Regions from separate parts of the Homo sapiens genome. Here region 2 is linked to region 1. A link is an interaction called in ENCODE POLR2A ChIA-PET data of the cell type or tissue named here. Cell type or tissue: PC-9. All regions are shown on one strand.

Region 1 (8,000 bases):
GAAGTTGGCCTCTGCTGGTCATGCCCCAAACCTTCTGGAGCTGCGGGTTCTGCCTTCTCTGCAGCTGCCTTCCCGTGGGCTGCCCTGGTCAGTGCAGGACATGGCACAGGACCTCCGCCCTGCCACACCCCCGGGCCATTTCCTCGGCAGGCCTCGTGCCAGACTTCTCCAAAGGACTGACCGCGTGTGCCTTCTCCACCTTGCACACACTCGCACACCAACCTGCCAGCCTGGCCTGTGCTCTTCGCCGCCCAAACGCACCTCTCCCTGGTGTGGTCACTGACAGTCTTTGCGTGGCCAGTGGCCAAACCCAGGCTGGCTTTGCTAGTGGCCTCATCTTCTCTCTGCAGCGTTCACAGTGATCCACTTCTTTTTTTTTTTTTTTGGAGACAGAGTCTTGCTCTGTTGCCCTGGCTGGAGTGCAGTGGCACCAATGTCCGCTCACTGCAACCTCCACCTCCCGGGTTCAAGGCAATTCTCCTGCCTCAGCCTCCTGAGTAGCTGGGATTACAGTCATACACCACCATGCCTGGCTAATTTTTGTATATATATATTTTTTAATAGAGACGGGGGTTTCACCATGTTAGCCAGGCTGGTCTCAAACTCCTGAGCTCAGGTGATCCACCCGCCTCGGCCTCTCAAAGTGCTGGGATTACAGGCTTTAGCCATCACACCCAGCCCCCCTCCCTACCCCTTTGTCCCTCCTCAGAGCCCTGCTGGCCCACTTCCCTGGCCGTTCAAAACATTGCAGCTCCAAGGCTGCTTCCCAGGCCTCCCCACCTGCTGTCTTCTCCCTGGTGATATTATGGACAGTGGATCTCTGGCCCTGAGCTCCCTTCTGATTTCATGGTATGGCCACCTCCTTGTCCCTATCGCTTGAGCGTGTCACCAGCATCTTCAGCTTGGGAGGTCCAGAACTGAGCTCCTGATTTTGCCCCCTAAACTTTTACTTCTTCTGGTCTCACTCATCCGTCCACGTACTGAAGGCAGAACCCAGGAACCCAGGAAGTGTCCTTGTTCCCTTTGTTCACATCCTGTCGGTTCTGCCTAGACCTTAAATCATGAACCTGACCTAAGGCCACTCCAGCTTTTGCCTGGACCACAGCAAAAGGCCAGGAGTGAGCCCCCGCTTCTACTCCTGACACCTCCGGAGCCATTCGCCACCCAGAGCTGTGTAGGCTTTAAAAAGAGCCAGCCAGCCGCGTGGGATCCTGGATGGGATCCTGGAACATAAATCAGGTGAAAAATTGGTGAAACTCAAATCAAGTTCATCGTCTAGTTAATTTCCTGTTCTTGATTATCAAGCTGTGCTTGACGTCGTACAATAAGACATTCACGTTAGGAGAAGTGGAGCGAGGGATATATGAGAACTCCCTGTACCGTATATGTAACTTTCCTATATGATTAACATTAGTTTGAATTAAAAAGTTTTAAAAAATTGGATGGGTGCAGTGGCTTATGCCTATAATCCCGGCACTTTGGGAGGCTGAGGTGGCCGGATCATGAGGTCAGGACTTTGAGACGAGCCTGACCAACATGGTGAAACCCCGTCTCTACTAAAAATACAAAAATTAGCCAGGCATGGTGGTTGGTGCCTGTAATCCCAGCTACTCAGGAGGCTGAGGCAGGAGAATCACTCGAACCCAGGAGGCGGAGGTTGCAGTGAGCCGAGATTGTGTCATTGCACTCCAGCCTGGGCAACAGAGCAAGACTCAGTCTCAAGAGAAAAAAAAAAAGTTAAAAAATTAAAATGCAAAATAAGAAAGAATCGAACTGTGTGCTGTCTTACTTAAAACACTGCAGAGCTCTTGTGTGTGCCTAGCATGTAAGTCAGATGCCTCTTGTCGTTTTGAGACAGAGTCTCCTACCGTCCCCCAGGCTGGAGTGCAGTGGCGTAATCTCGGCCCACTGCAGCCTCCACCTCCTGGGTTCAAGCGATGCTCGTGCCTCAGCCTCCCAAGTAGCTGGGATCACAGGCATGTACCCCGCCTGGCTAATTTTTGTATTTTTAGTAGACACGGGGTTTCATCATGCTAGCCAGGATGGTCTCGAACTCCTTACCTCAAGTGATCCGCCTACCTCGGCCTCCCAAAGTGCTGGGATTACAGGTGTGAATCACTGCACCTGGCCAGGCAGAAACCTCTTAATGGCTCCCAGGGCCTGGCCCACCTCCCCAGCCTCCTCTCATGCCACACTTTCTTCCCTCAGTCTGCATCGGGAACAGTTGCCACCTTTCAGCCACGTGAGCATGCTGGGACCGTCCTTTCCATGCTGATCCCTGCATCCCTCGTGCCTTCCCCAGACCTACACCACCGCAATTGCCTCCATCTCACTGTGATATCTCCACTTCAGTCTCATTTCTTCAGAAAGGACGTCCCTGACTCTGTCCAAACCGCATGTTGGGTATTCTCTATTGCAGGAAGCTTTTGCTTTCTTCCTGGCTCTTAATCACAGCTGGTGACTCGGGTCCTTGCTTGTGGATTCTCCCTGCCACTGGTTCCTACCACTGAGTCAGGTGATGGACGCCATGTTCACAGTTTTATCACCAGCGTCTAGCGTGGCCTGCAGCGGGTGCTCCCATAGAACCCATAAACAAACAACTTCTTGTTTCTTATTATGTGAAGAAAGTTGGTCTGTGTAATTCACCCTCCAGAGAAATGACAGCACTTTCAGTACTTTGTTCTGCCCTTCCTTGATCTCCACGCTGTTTGCAGATGGACCACCGTTGTAGAGATGTGATTTGATTCTTGACGTTTCTGAGTGTCCACGGTGCTGCGCCTTCCCCCAGGTACTACAGTACTGAGATTAATAAGACAGAGTCAATGTAAGGTGTTAGTAGGATTTAGAATAGGTCTAATCTCATTCTTAACGGATTTCAGGAGCTTATTATGTGTTGAAAGAATGAATAGGATAAAAGTTGTTAAGAAATTTTCTCCGTTTAATTTTTATTTATTAATTTATATTTTAGAGACAGGGTCTTACTCTGATACCCAGGCTGGAGTGCAATGGTGCAGTCACAGCTCACTGAGGCTTTGAATTCCTGGGTTCAAGCAATCCTTCTGCTTCAGCCTCCCAAATTGCGGGGATTACAAGCATGAGCCACTGGCTCTGGCCTATTTTCTCCTTTTAAAAAAAATTGCTGCAGGTATACACATATGCACGGATATACACATACAAATATGTACCTTATACATATATGTATATAATAAATACATGCATATGCGGAATTGTGGCATAGTCTTAGTCTTTTTTTTTTTTTTTTTTTTTTTTGAGACGGAGTCTCGCTCTGGTGCCCAGGCTGGAGTGCAGTGGTGCAATCTCGGCTCACTGCAAGCTCCGCTTCCCGGGTTCACGCCATTCTCATGCCTCAGCCTCCTGAGGAACTGTGATTACAGCATGGGCCACCAGGCCTGGCTAATTTTTGTGTTTTTAGTAGAGATGGGGTTTCACCATGTTGGCCAGGCTGGTCTCAAACTCATGACCTCAAGTGATCCTCCCACCTCGGCCTCCCAAATTGCTGGGATTACAAGCATGAGCCACCATGCCTGGTTGTATTTAGTCTTTAACCTGTCCTCAGGCTGTTTCTCTCTGGGCAGGGAGAAGCATGGAAAGGGGGATGGGCCCTGGTGGCCACCTTTGAAGCATGGAGGCTCCGGTGCCACCCTGCCCTTAGGCTGGGCACAAAGGTGGCTGAGGGAAGGCTAGTCAGCTGCTGGAGGTGTCCTTTATGGTCTCAGTGATTAAAGGTTATGTTGTCCATGAATTTAATTTTATTTCATGATGGAAAAGAGGACATTGCAAATTAAGTATGTCACAGAAATGTAAGGAGCCATGGGGTCTGATAGGGCTGAGGGTGAGTGGCTTGCCGTCGAGTTTCCAGAAGGCGTTATTATGGACCCTAAAGGGGATTTCATGCGTTTCAAAGACTCTAACAGAAGTGTTCTGATGAAGTGGAGTCTGGTGCTGGGACCTGCCACTTCAGCCTGGAATTGTCCTCGTGTGAAGCGCAGTAAAAACCCAGAATGGATGTCGGCAATAAGGGAATTTCTGGGATATGATGGGGGAACGAATATTGTCACCTCCATTTGTGTCAGGAAGTCTCAGTATGCAGATGAGTCAGCTGCAGGGGGTGGCCTCCCAGGCTGCTGGTGGAGCCCAGAAGCAGGGGGCAGGCGTTTGGCCTCTGATACTCTCCTAGCTCTGAGTTGGGACGGAGCTCGTGTATCTACAGTGTGCTCACACAGACTTGGTGCCGGTAGATGGTGAGGGGATAGGTTGGCAGGTGGGTAGGGGGCCTCCCGAGGCAGTAGGGACCTGGAGGAGGCTGGTAGAAAGTGGAGATTGGCCAAAGTGACCTGAATTAGATTCTACCTGGTTCATGAATTTGCCTGAGGCTAAGGCTTCAGCGCAAGGGATGGTGGAGTAATACCTTTCCTGAAACACCTGCTGCCGGCGTGGCCTTGTCTGTCTCTGCCAGATCTTGTTAGCACTGTGGCTTCAGGCCTAGTTAAACATTCAAGCCCAATGCGGTTGGAGAGCACCCATGGCACGCCCATTGTGCAGCAGTGTGTTTAATACATGTGCTGCTTTTAATGGGTGTGAAAGATCAGAGAGCTTGGGTGTGTGTTTTACCAACCACTTTTTAAACTCACATAGTAAAATTTATAGTATATAAAAAGCAGAAAATATGGTGTATCTTCTAAATATTCACATTTAAAACATTTTTTAGAAATAATGTATGTCAAGCAAGGTCAAGCTAATGTGTTTATATAGGCTCTAAATTAGAGTTGTGAACCAGTATCTCATCCCACTTATAGGGTTTTTTTTGAAAACGTTCAAATGTTTCCAGCTCTTTTGTTTCTTTATTCTAAAACATTATCTGCTATTTTGTTCGATAGAGTAACTGTTTCTATTCCACTTTCTTTTTTTTTTTTTGAGACGGAGTCTCGCTCTGTCGCCCAGGCTGGAGTGCAGTGGCGCGATCTTAGCTCACTGCAAGCTCCGCCTCCTGGGTTCACGCCATTCTCCTGCCTCAGCCTCCCAAGCAGCTGGGACTACAGACGTGTGCCACCAAGCCCAGCTAATTTTTTGTATATTTTTTAGTAGAGAGGGGTTTTCACCTTGTTGGCCAGGCTGGTCTCGAACTCCTGGCCTCAAGTGATCCACCCGCCTCAGCCTCTCAAAGTGCTGGGATTACAGACGTGAGCCACCACGCCTGGCTTATTCCACTTTGTAATTGGCTATCCCTGCTATTAATATACAGGGTACTCTCCCTCTCGTATTTGCGTCTAAATGTCATCTATAATAAATAACAGTGAATACTTACTGGTTTCATATTTAGTTTTACTTTTATCCCACCCATTTTCTTTTAGTAGTTCTTATGACTTCACGTTTATTTAATAAAGGTAAAAAAGAACTTTCTGTTTCCAATTCATTCCTTTCACCAATAAGGAAGGATGTGGATCTTCACTGCTTCCTACATAGCTGCCAGCCTCATGTAGCTGTTTAAAATTTAAATTATAATTGAAATCATTAAAAAATTAATTCCTTGTTCATACTAGCTACATTTCGAGTGGTCAGTAGCCACATGTGCCTGGAGGCCACAGAACTGGACGGCTACAGGATGTACCCATCATCACGGGAAGTTCATAGAAAGTTCTTTTTCTTTTTCTTTTTCTTTTTTTGAGATGGAGTCTGCTGTGTTGCCCAGGCTGGAGTGCAGTGGCGCGATCTCAGCTCACTGCAGCCTTCACCCACTGGGTTCAAGTGATTCTTATGCCTCAGCCTCCCGAGTAGCTGGGATTACAGGCTCCCGCCACCACGCCCGGTTAATTTTTGTATTTTTAGTGGAGACAGGGTTTCACCATGTTGGCCAGGCTGGTCTCAAACTCTTGACCTCACGTGATCCTTCCACCTTGGCCTCCCAAAGTGCTGGGATTATAGGCATGAGCTACCATGCCTGGCATGTATCTCTTCTTCTCTAAGTACTCAGCTGTCTTGTTTGAGGCTAGTACCTCCACTAGTCTGGAACCCTCCTTCCTGGGCTTTCTGCCCACTTCCATCTCTCCTTTGACAACAGTGGTTTTTCCAGGGTCTGTGCAGAGCTCAGCTTTCTGCCATAAGACAGGGGAGTTTCTGAAGACTCCTCACCCCTTTTGGGAGTGAGGGCTGCTGACTGAAGCTCCAGGTCACTGTTTTATGAGCTAGCTCTCCGTTTGTTGATGGCCGGGGACCCAGCCTTTGTCCCCTCCTCTCGTGCTTGGGCACTCACTACTCACTGCCTCGGTTTTGCTTTCAGTTTTGATTGTGCATTGAGTCCACAACTTCAATGGGATTTTCTTAAGGCATAAATGACAGTTGCATGGTGTGCAGTGGGAGAACAAATCGCCCAGCCTGGGACATCCCTGGGTGGCAGAGTGGACCTGCTCTCAACTTATGGAATGTGCAGCAACACCTTGAGGTTATTAATAAATACCTGAGTCTGGGCATGGTGGTTCATGCCTGTAATTCCAGCACTTTGGCAGGCTGAGGCCGGAGGATCACTTCAGGCCAGGAGTTCAAGCCCAGCCTGGGCAACATAGTGAGATTCCATCTTTAAAAAAAAATTTTTTTTTAAAAGAAGGTGGGCTTGGTGGTGCACACCTGTCATCCCAGCTACTTGGGAAGATGAGGTGGGAGGATCACTTGAGCCCAGGACGTCGAGGCTGCAGTGAGCCGTGATCATGCCACTGCACTGCAGCCTGGGTGACAGAGAAAGACCTTTTCTCTTAAAAAAACAAAACAAAACAAAACACACACACACACACACAACTGCGATTCTTCCAGAAAAGTTCAGAAAAAGGAAGTCCGAAATACATAGTCCATAGTATTTCAGCCACCAGTGCTGCTGAAGTGAAATTAGAGATAGCAGAGATATCTCAGGAGAAAATGGAGGTTTTTGGGTTTCTCCGTTAGATGACTCGAACAAGTCTGCATGTGCTCTGTAAACAAGAAAACACAGTCTGGGAAACTGTCAGCCTCTGCCCCAGCCAGTGTGCAAAATACTCTTCAAAAGAGAGAAAACTAGAAAACAAGTTGAAAACCGGGTGATCTGACAAGTGTGGAAATTCACAGCAAGCATGTGCCTGTGCTGCAGATACGATCTGGGAGAGAGCCAGCAGCCTGGATCCACATTTCCCAGAAGCAACAGGTGGTGAAGGCAGCGGCATGACTGCTCCCGCGGAAGGTTAGTCACGCATGTTCAGCATCAGCCGGGCGCGGTGGCTCACGCCTGTAATTCCAGCACTTTGGGAGGCCGAGGCGGGTGGATCACTTGAGGTCAGGAGTTCAAGACCAGCCTGGCCAACATGGTGAAACCCCAACTGTACTAAAAACACAAAAATTAGCCGGGCATGGTGGCAGGTGCCTGTAATCCCAGCTACTCAGGAGGCTGTGGAAGAGAATTGCTTGAACCCGGGAGGCAGAGGTTGCAGTGAGCCGAGATCATGCCACTGCACTCCTGCCTGGGCAACAGAGCGAGACTCCATCTCAAAAAAAAAAAAAAAAAGAGAAGAATATTCCGCAACTTAGAGCTTTTCCTTTGCATGATATGATGTTTACAGGCGAGGTGGCTCCGCAGCCTCGGTGGCCTTTCTTCCAGCTGAAGATGCCCACAGGAGGTGTCAGTGCAGGTATAACCACCTGTGGGTCAGAAGAAAATGCCTTTGCAAGTAAATCTCCTCCTGGATGAAAAGGCCCATCTGTGTTCCAGGCAAGGACAGTGGCCGCTTCTGCGTTTCTGTGGCCAAGCGTCTGGCGTGCGGGTGTGGCTGGGCTCACCATGCTGTGCGGGCTACACCTGCTGCAGGAGAAGTGTGTTTGTGCTCGAAGAAGACAATGTGGGTGTCGGCCCGGCGTTTTTAGGTTGGACTACAATAGTGAGAGCTGCAAATTGGATGATTCTTGGAGCTATTTCATGAAGGTCAAATTTTCTTTTGTTTTGTTTTATTTAATCTCTCCCA
Region 2 (8,000 bases), 260 kb after region 1:
GGTCATTATGACAGCACAGGGTGACTTGGAGGCAGAAGGTTTCTGCAGGTGCAGTGAGGAAGCTGAGCATGCAGAGTGAGGGGCAGGGTGGCGCCTAGGGACCCTGTGTAGTGAGACATGGGGGAGGGGTAGGTTAGGCATCTTTGGGGTCTGAGATGTGTGAGGTAAGCCCGCCTCACAGTGGAAGTTGGATGGAATCCATTTGAGATGTATCCACAGTAAAGAGATAACAGGGTATCAGAAAATTGTCAAGTGAACCTTAGAAATGGGAGACAGGACTCAGAAAGTCCAAGGCTGCAGATGACACTTTTGGGAAAGATTGCAGAGAAATGTTAGAGACTGAGACCATGTTACTCTGCAGCTGGAAGGGACCCTGGAGAGTGTGGAGTACAGTGAATCTCAGGGCTCTTTATACTCTTAGAAATTGAGGGCCCCAGAGAGTTGTTGTGTGGATTATCTATCATTGCTTACTCTACTGGAAACTAAAGTTGAGAAATTTGAGTACAGTGGCTTACACCTGTAATCCCAGCACTTTGGGAGGCTGAGATGGGAGGCTTGCTTGATGCTGGGAGTTCAAAACCAGCCTGAGCAACATAGCAAGGCTCCATCTCTACAAAACTAAAATAAAACTAGCTAAGTGTGGTGGTGCACGCCTATAATTCTAGCTGCTCGAGAAGCGGAAGCGGCAGGATTGCCTGAGCCTAGGAGTTTGAGGCTGCAGTGAGCCCAGATCACATCACTGCACTCTAGCCTGGGAGACAAAAGTGAGATTGTTGTCTGAAAAAAAAAAAGAGAAAAATTTTTAAATATTTAGTTCATTTAAAATAGTCTGTTACATGGCACCCATAGAAAACATTTATATGAAAAACAATTTTTCCAAAACAAAAATAAGTAAGAATAGTGGCGTTATTAAGGGTATCTGCCTCTGCATTTACTGTGTTGTGATTGGTTATTTTGGTTGAAGTGTATGAAGAAAATCCTGTAGTTGGTAAAGGGAGAAGTATTTTCGTAGCCCTTTCAGCTGATTGTGGATATTCTTTGATACTATACCAAAATTCAGCCAGTGAAGGTTTCTTAAAGGTTAGTTGCGACATTGAACCAGAATCTATAGCACTGGATTTTTCATAGTCTGTGACATTAGAATCCATTGATCCATCTTGTACTTGGAATGGATCTTTTGTGCTTGCATGATTTTTTTTTCAATTGACACTTAAGTTCTGCAGATTTTCCATATGTTGACATATTTCACTATACAGTGTCAAAAAAAAATCAACATTTGTTAATACCACCATCAGTCTCTTCAAACAAGTCTTACCAACTTAGAAAAGCAGGGCGTGCATGGTGGCTCACACCCGTAATCTCAGCATTTTGGGAGGCTGAGGGGGAAGGATTGCTTGAGCCCAGGAATTCAGGGTCTATGATTGCACCACTGCACTCTAGCCTGGAGCTCAGGAGTTCGAGAGCAGCCTAGGCAACATGGCGAAACCTAATCTCTATTAAAAAAAAATTAGCTGGGTATGGTAGTGCATGCCTGTAGCTGCAGCTACTCGAGAGGTTGAGGTGGGAGAATCACCTGAGCCTGGGAGGTCAAAGATGCACTGAGCCTTGATCATGTCACTGTACTCCAGCCTAAGTGACAGAGTGAGGCCCTGTCTCAAAAAATAATACTAATAATAAATTTTGAGAAGCTGTGAAGCCCATGTACAAGTTTTCCAAAGCATTTGATTTTTTTATGAAAGCCCAAATTTTAGCATTGGCAACAAATACTGTCAGTTGTCCTTGAAGTAACTGGCCCTCTTTGTTCATTTCTGAGAAAATGTCTGACATATAACCAGAGCTTAGTAACTATAGCTTATCTCTCAGTCATTCCTGAAAGTTTTAATGTGCTCCACGAGGGCAAGCAGCTACTTCAGCTGTAAATTCCAACACTTGCCCAAGTACTGCCTCCTGATGTGGCCACTGTGCCTATGCAGCGCACATCTTTTATTCTGTGTGAGGAGATAGGCAGAATGTTTCATCACACAGAATAAAAGACATGTACCAGGCGGCCAGACGCGGTGCCTCACACCTGTAATCCCCGCACTTTCGGAGGCCAAGGCAGGCAGATCACGAGGTCAGCAGATCAGGACCATCCTGGCTAATACGGTGAAACCCCGTCTCTACTAAACAAAATACAAAAAATTATGCGGGCGTGGTGGCGGGCGCCTGTAGTCCCAGCTGCTCGGGAGGCTGAGGCAGGAGAATGGTGTGAACCCAGGAGGCAGAGCTTGTAGTGAGCCGAGATACTGCACTCCAGCCTGGGAGACAGAGCGAGACGCCGTCTCAAAAAACAAAAACAAAAACAAAAACAAAACAAAAAAAAAAACCACACACATGTACCAAACGCTTAAGATTTAATACAAGGAATACTTTTTACTATCTCATCAAGAATATTTTTTCAGCCAGGTGTGGTGGCTCACATCTGTAATCTCAGCACTTTGGAAGGCCAAAGTGGGAGGATCACTTGAAGCCAGGAGTTCAAGACTAGCCTGGGCAACATAGTAAGACCCTGTCTCTACAAAAAATTAAAAATCAGCCAAGTGTGGTGGTGCATGCCTGTAGTCCTGGCTACTCAGGAGGCTGAGGCAGCAGGATCACTTGAGCTCAGGGGTCCAAGGCTGCAGCAAGCTGTGATGCCACTGTTGGACTCCAGCCTGGACAACAGAGCAAGGCCCTATCTCAAAAATAAATTAATTAATTAAGAAATGAGTGGACACAGTGGCTCCCACCTATAATCCCAGCACTTTGGGAGGCGAACACAGGAGGATTACTTATGGCCAGGCGTTCAAGACCAGCCTGGGCAACGTAGTGAGACCCTGTCTCTACAAAACAGTTTAAAAATTAGCCAGGTGTGGTGGTGCACCTGTAGTCCCAATGGCTCAGGAGGCTGAGGTGGGAAGATTGCTTGAGCCCAGGAGGTTGAGGCTGTAGTGAACCATGATTGTGCCAGTGCGTTCTAGCCTGGATGAGAGAGTGAGACCCTGTCTTAAAAATAAAGAATATTTTTTCTTGGCTGGGAGCAGTGGCTCATGCCTATAATCCAAGGACTTTGGGAGGCTAAGGCAGGAGGAATACTTGAGGCCAGGAGTTCAAGCCAGCCTGGGCAACATAGCAAGAACCCATCTCTACCCAAAAAAAAGAAGAAAAATTTTAAACAAATTTTCTTAAGCATGGCTGGTATTTTTTTTCTTGTGACTGTACAGCAGCAGCAGTGTGTGTGATAACAGTAGAGTTTGGTGATGTTGGCTTTCTTTTCCTTTGTTTTTGCTTTTTAGCTGGGTGTGGCAGCATGCGCCTGTAGTCCCAGCTACTCGGAAGGCTGAGGCAGGAGAATCACTTGAACCCAGGAGGTGGAGGCTGCAGTGAGCCGAGATTATGCCACTGCACTCCAGCCTGGGCAACAGAGTGAGACTCCTTCTCAAAAAAAAAAAAAAAAAAGATTGCTTTTTTCCCATCTGTGCAGATGTCCAACATAGTGCAAAAGGCAAATGATAATTTAGTGTTATAAAAATTGTTTCAGGCCGGGCGCAGTGGCTCACACCTGTAATCCCAACACTTTGGGAAGCTGAGGCGGGTGGATCACCTGAGGTCAGGAGTTCCAGACCAGCCTGGCCAACATGGCGAAACCCCGTCTCTACTAAAAATACAAAAATTAGTCGGGCCTGGTGGCGCATGCCTGTAATCCCAACTACTCAGGAGGCTGAGGCAGAAGAATCACTTGAACCCAGGAGGCGGCAGAGGTTGCAGTGAGCTGAGATCGTGCCATTGCACTCCAGCCTGGGCAACAAGAGAGAAACTTCGTCTCAAAACAAAATTGTTTCAGGCTGGGCTTTGGGGTTCACACCTGCAACTCCAGCACTTTTGGAGGCTGAGGTGGGAAGATCACTTGAGGCCCAGAGTTCAAGACCAGCCTGGGCAACATGGTGAGACCCTGTCTCTGTAGAAAAAAATAAGAAAATAGCTGGTTATGGTGGTGCATGCTTATAGTCCCTCATGCTACTCATGAGGCTGAATTAGGAGGGTTGCTTGAGCCTAGGAGGTCAAGTTTGCATGCAGTGGGCTGTGATTACGCTACTGCACTCCAGAAGACCTCGTCTCAAAAAAAAAAAAAAAATTGGTTTCAGTTTTGGTGAAATAGTTTTCATCTTACAGCACATAGAAGGGCCTAGGGCAGTGCTATAACTTGAGCACCTAAAATGTGACCAGGGTGGCCGGGCGTGGTGGCTCACCCCTATAATCACAGCACTTTGGGAGGCCGAGGCGGGCGGATCACGAGGTCGGGAGATCGAGACCATCCTGGCTAATACAGTGAAACCCTGTCTCTACTAAAAGTACAAAAAATTAGCCGGCCATGGTGACAGGCGCCTGTAGTCCCAGCGACTCGGGAGGCTGAGGCAGGAGAATGGCATGAACCTGGGAGGCGGAGCTTGCAGTGAGCCGAGATCGCGCCACTGCACTCCAGCCTGGGCGACAGAGCAAGACTCCGTCTCAAAAAAATAAAAATGTGACCAGGGTGACCGAGGAACTGAGTTTTTTATTTTTTGTAATATTATTCGTTTGGTAAAATTTCAGTAGTCACAGGGGCTGGGGACTGCGATATGAGACAGCAGCCTCCAAGGGCTCGAGAGCCGCGTTTTTGGGAGATGCTGGTGCGCTGCAACAGCCCTGCCGCGTGGAGCAGGTCCTCGGGCCAGAGGAGGGGAGCGGCGCAGTTCACATACACTCCTGACTTCACTTCTGCACATATGGGATCTTCTTACAGAAAGGTGCTGGTGAAGACAGGAGTCTGAAAATGCTCTCCTCGGCCAGGCACCGTGGCTCACGCCTGTAATCCCAGCACTTTGGGGGCCGAGATTGCACCACTGCACTCCAGCCTGGGTGACAGCGCGAGACTCCATCTCAAAAAAAAAAAAAAAAAAAAGGAAAGAAAATGCTCTCCTCAGCACGGAATTTGAATAGTTATTTAATGAATGAATAAATGATCAACCAAAGTGACACTTGTTTCAGGCCCTGTCACTCCCGATTACCACTGGGGCGGTGACAGGGTCTGCAGGCCTTCTCCGTGCAGAGGCCCAGTGATCCACGCTGTGGGCTTTGTGCGTCCTGAGGCCTCTGTTACCACTCCTCAGTGCTGCCACTGTGGCACGGAGGCAGCTACAGATCCTATATAAACGAATGAGCACAGCTATGTGCCAATAAAGCTGTATTTTTGGAGACTAACACTTGAATTTTGTGTGATTTTCACATGTCATGAAATAGTATTCTTTTCTTTTTCTTCTGCCAAACATTAAACAATGTGAAATCCATTGTTAGCTCTTGGGCCATACAGAAAAGCAAGCAGCTGGCCACATTTGGCCTCTTGGTCATAATTTGCCAACCCCTCATTCAGAGAAATCAAAAGGCTATTTGTTACATAATTGTTTTCTCATAAAAAGTTATTCAAAGACTAGCAAATGCTGCTTCGTCTGTGCATAAAACAGAAGAAAGGAGTTAGTAGGAAGCAAGGCTGTGTGTTTCCGACGCTTCCCACTGTGAAGGGCACGTCTGCACCCTGGACCAGGCCTTTGCACCTTCAAGTGCTGGGGACCGTGTGCGTGGGGAGTGCTGCGTCGGGGTTTTTACCTGGTTGCCCGGACCTCAGGCTGCTGTCAGAGGTCTGAAGCAGCCACGTGCCCTGGAGAGGAGGCGGTGTCTGCGGAGGTTGGTCAAGAGTCTGTATCCTGGGCTTTGATGGAAATGAGCCCTGAGGCATGTTCTTGGTGCGCCTGTTTTCATCTCTAAAGTGAGCCTGTTAAACACATGGGTTTTTCCTTCCAACTTTTAACTTTTGCTTTCACCAGTTAGGAATCAGATGACGCTTTCCAGAATTTGTCAAGTTAGACCATCCCCACCCCACACAGAATTGATGGCAGGTCCATGTACCTGATGCTTGCCGCTTCCCAACTGGAACTTTAAATGTTTACCATATTTTAATCTGATTTTTAAATTACAGTTTACCACTTACCTGTTGTAAGAAATCTTTTCAGCCGGGCATGGTGGCTCACACCTGTAATCCCAGCACTTTGGGAGGCTGAGGCAAGCAGATCACATCACCTGAGGTCAGGAGTTCGAGACCAGCCTGACCAACATGGAGAAACCCAGTCTCTACTAAAAATACAAAATTAGCTGGGTGTGGTGGTGCATGCCTGTAATCCCAACTACTCGGAAGGCTGAGGCAGGAGAATCGCTTGAACCCGGGAGGCGGAGATTGCAGTGAGCCAAGATCACGCCATTGCACTCCAGCCTAGACAACAAGAGTGAAACTCCGTCTCAAAAAAAACAAATCTTTTCAAGATACAAAAAACAGACCAGGCCCAGTGGCTCACACCTATAATGTTATTGCTTTGAGAGGCTGAGGCAGGAGAATCACTTGAGGCCGAGAGTTCAATACCAGCCTGGGCAACATAGTGATATGACAAGATCACTTGAGCCCAGGAGTTTGCAGCTACAGTGGCTATGATGGCGCCACTACATTGCCCTCCAGCCTGGGCGTTGGAGCAAGACTCTGTCTCTAAAAATATAAAATGAGATGGGCATGATGGCTGGGTACAGTGGCTCATGCCTGTAATCCCAGCACTTTGGAAGGCCAGGGCGGGTAGATCATTTGAGATCAAGAGTTTGAGACCAACCTGGCCAACATGATGAAACCCATCTTCTACTAAAAATTACAAAAATCAGCTGGGCGTGGTGGTGGGCACCTGTAATCCCAGCTACTCGGGAGGCTGAGGCAGGAGAATCACTTGAATTCAGGAGGCTGAGGTTGCTGTGAGCCGAGATCGTACCACTGCACTCCAGCCTGGGTGACAGAGCAAGACTCTGTCTCAAAAAAAAAAAAAAAAAAAAAAAAAAAAACCTGGGCATGATAGCTTAGTGCCCGTAATCTCAGCACTTTGGAAGGCTGAGGCAGGGGGAGCGCTTGAGCTCAGGAGTTCGAGACCAGCTTGGACAACATAGTGAGACCTCATCTCCATAAAAAATTTAAAAATGAGTCAGGCATGGTAGCACACACCTGTAGTCCCAGTTACTCCTGAGGCTGAGGCAGGAGGATGGCTTGAGCCTGGGAGGTTGAAGCTGCAGTGAGCTGAGATGATGCCATTGTCCCCCAACCTGGGCAACAGAGTGCGACCTTGTCTCAAAAATAATAATTTAATTAAAAATTAAAGAACACCAAGAAAAAATACATCACTTATAAGCTAAGGCATCAGAATGCCTGAGACATCTTTGCCTCCAGTTTCTTCTCTGTGTGAGTGAACATGAGCCAGGTGGGGTCGTGACACGCTGACTGCTGACTGGCCGGCCTCCCACACCGAACAGCTTCCCTGGCACCTGTTCCCATACTTGTTGAGGGTTTGTATGAATGTACCATCTTGAATGTATTTGGCAGCCAGTATTTTATGTTTGTATTAGTGAAAACAGAGAGTGTAGTAGGCAGTAAGGTGTCTGAGGGGTTGGAGAAATTGGCATTAGTAAATGTGGGAGTAAGCAATATGGAACTTTTTATAAAAATGCTTTATTTTGTAGCTCTATTACTGTTTACATTTATGAGATTCAAAACCGTTTGTCTCCAGTGGCCTGAATTTAATTTAGCCAAGGATAAAAAACTTTACTCAGAGGATCTTTTAAGGTCCCTTCCAATGAAATGGTCTTTTTTTTTTGGAGACAGAGTTTTGCTCTTGTTGTCCAGGCTGGAGTGCAGTGGCGCAATCTCGGCTCACTGCAACCTCCGTCTCCTGGGTTCAAGCAATTTTCCTTTCTCACCCTCTCGAGTAGCGGGGCTTATAGGAACCCCCGACACACACCAGGCTAAATTTGTGTTTAGTAGAGACGAGGTTTCACTACGTTGGTCAGGCTGGTCTTGAACTCCTGACCTCAGGTGATCCGCCCTCCTCAGTCTCCCAAAGTGCTGGGATTACATGTGTGAG

What was found. ChIA-PET counts read pairs that join two places held together with the same protein. Peaks named below come from ENCODE experiments on the same cell type or tissue, not always from the same donor. Only the 100,000 strongest peaks of a DNase experiment are listed, where the experiment ranks them.
Region 2: POLR2A ChIA-PET joins it to region 1 with 19 read pairs; 2 of 35 experiments call an interaction of 5 or more read pairs at or near these places.

What each region holds. Positions count from the first base shown.
Region 1 is chr16:4,017,761-4,025,760 of GRCh38, reverse strand. The region is part of intron 2 of ADCY9 (adenylate cyclase 9); the gene reads left to right. Among named protein-coding and RNA genes, the nearest start is that of TRIDDENT, 71 kb to the right of the region's middle. RefSeq lists enhancers at 1-203, 204-705. In PC-9, no CTCF peak of the experiment used is centred here; a DNase peak (open chromatin) is centred at 4,480.
Region 2 is chr16:3,759,322-3,767,321 of GRCh38, reverse strand. All of the region lies in intron 16 of CREBBP (CREB binding lysine acetyltransferase), which reads left to right. Among named protein-coding and RNA genes, the nearest start is that of TRAP1, 46 kb to the right of the region's middle. In PC-9, no CTCF peak of the experiment used is centred here; no DNase peak of the experiment used is centred here.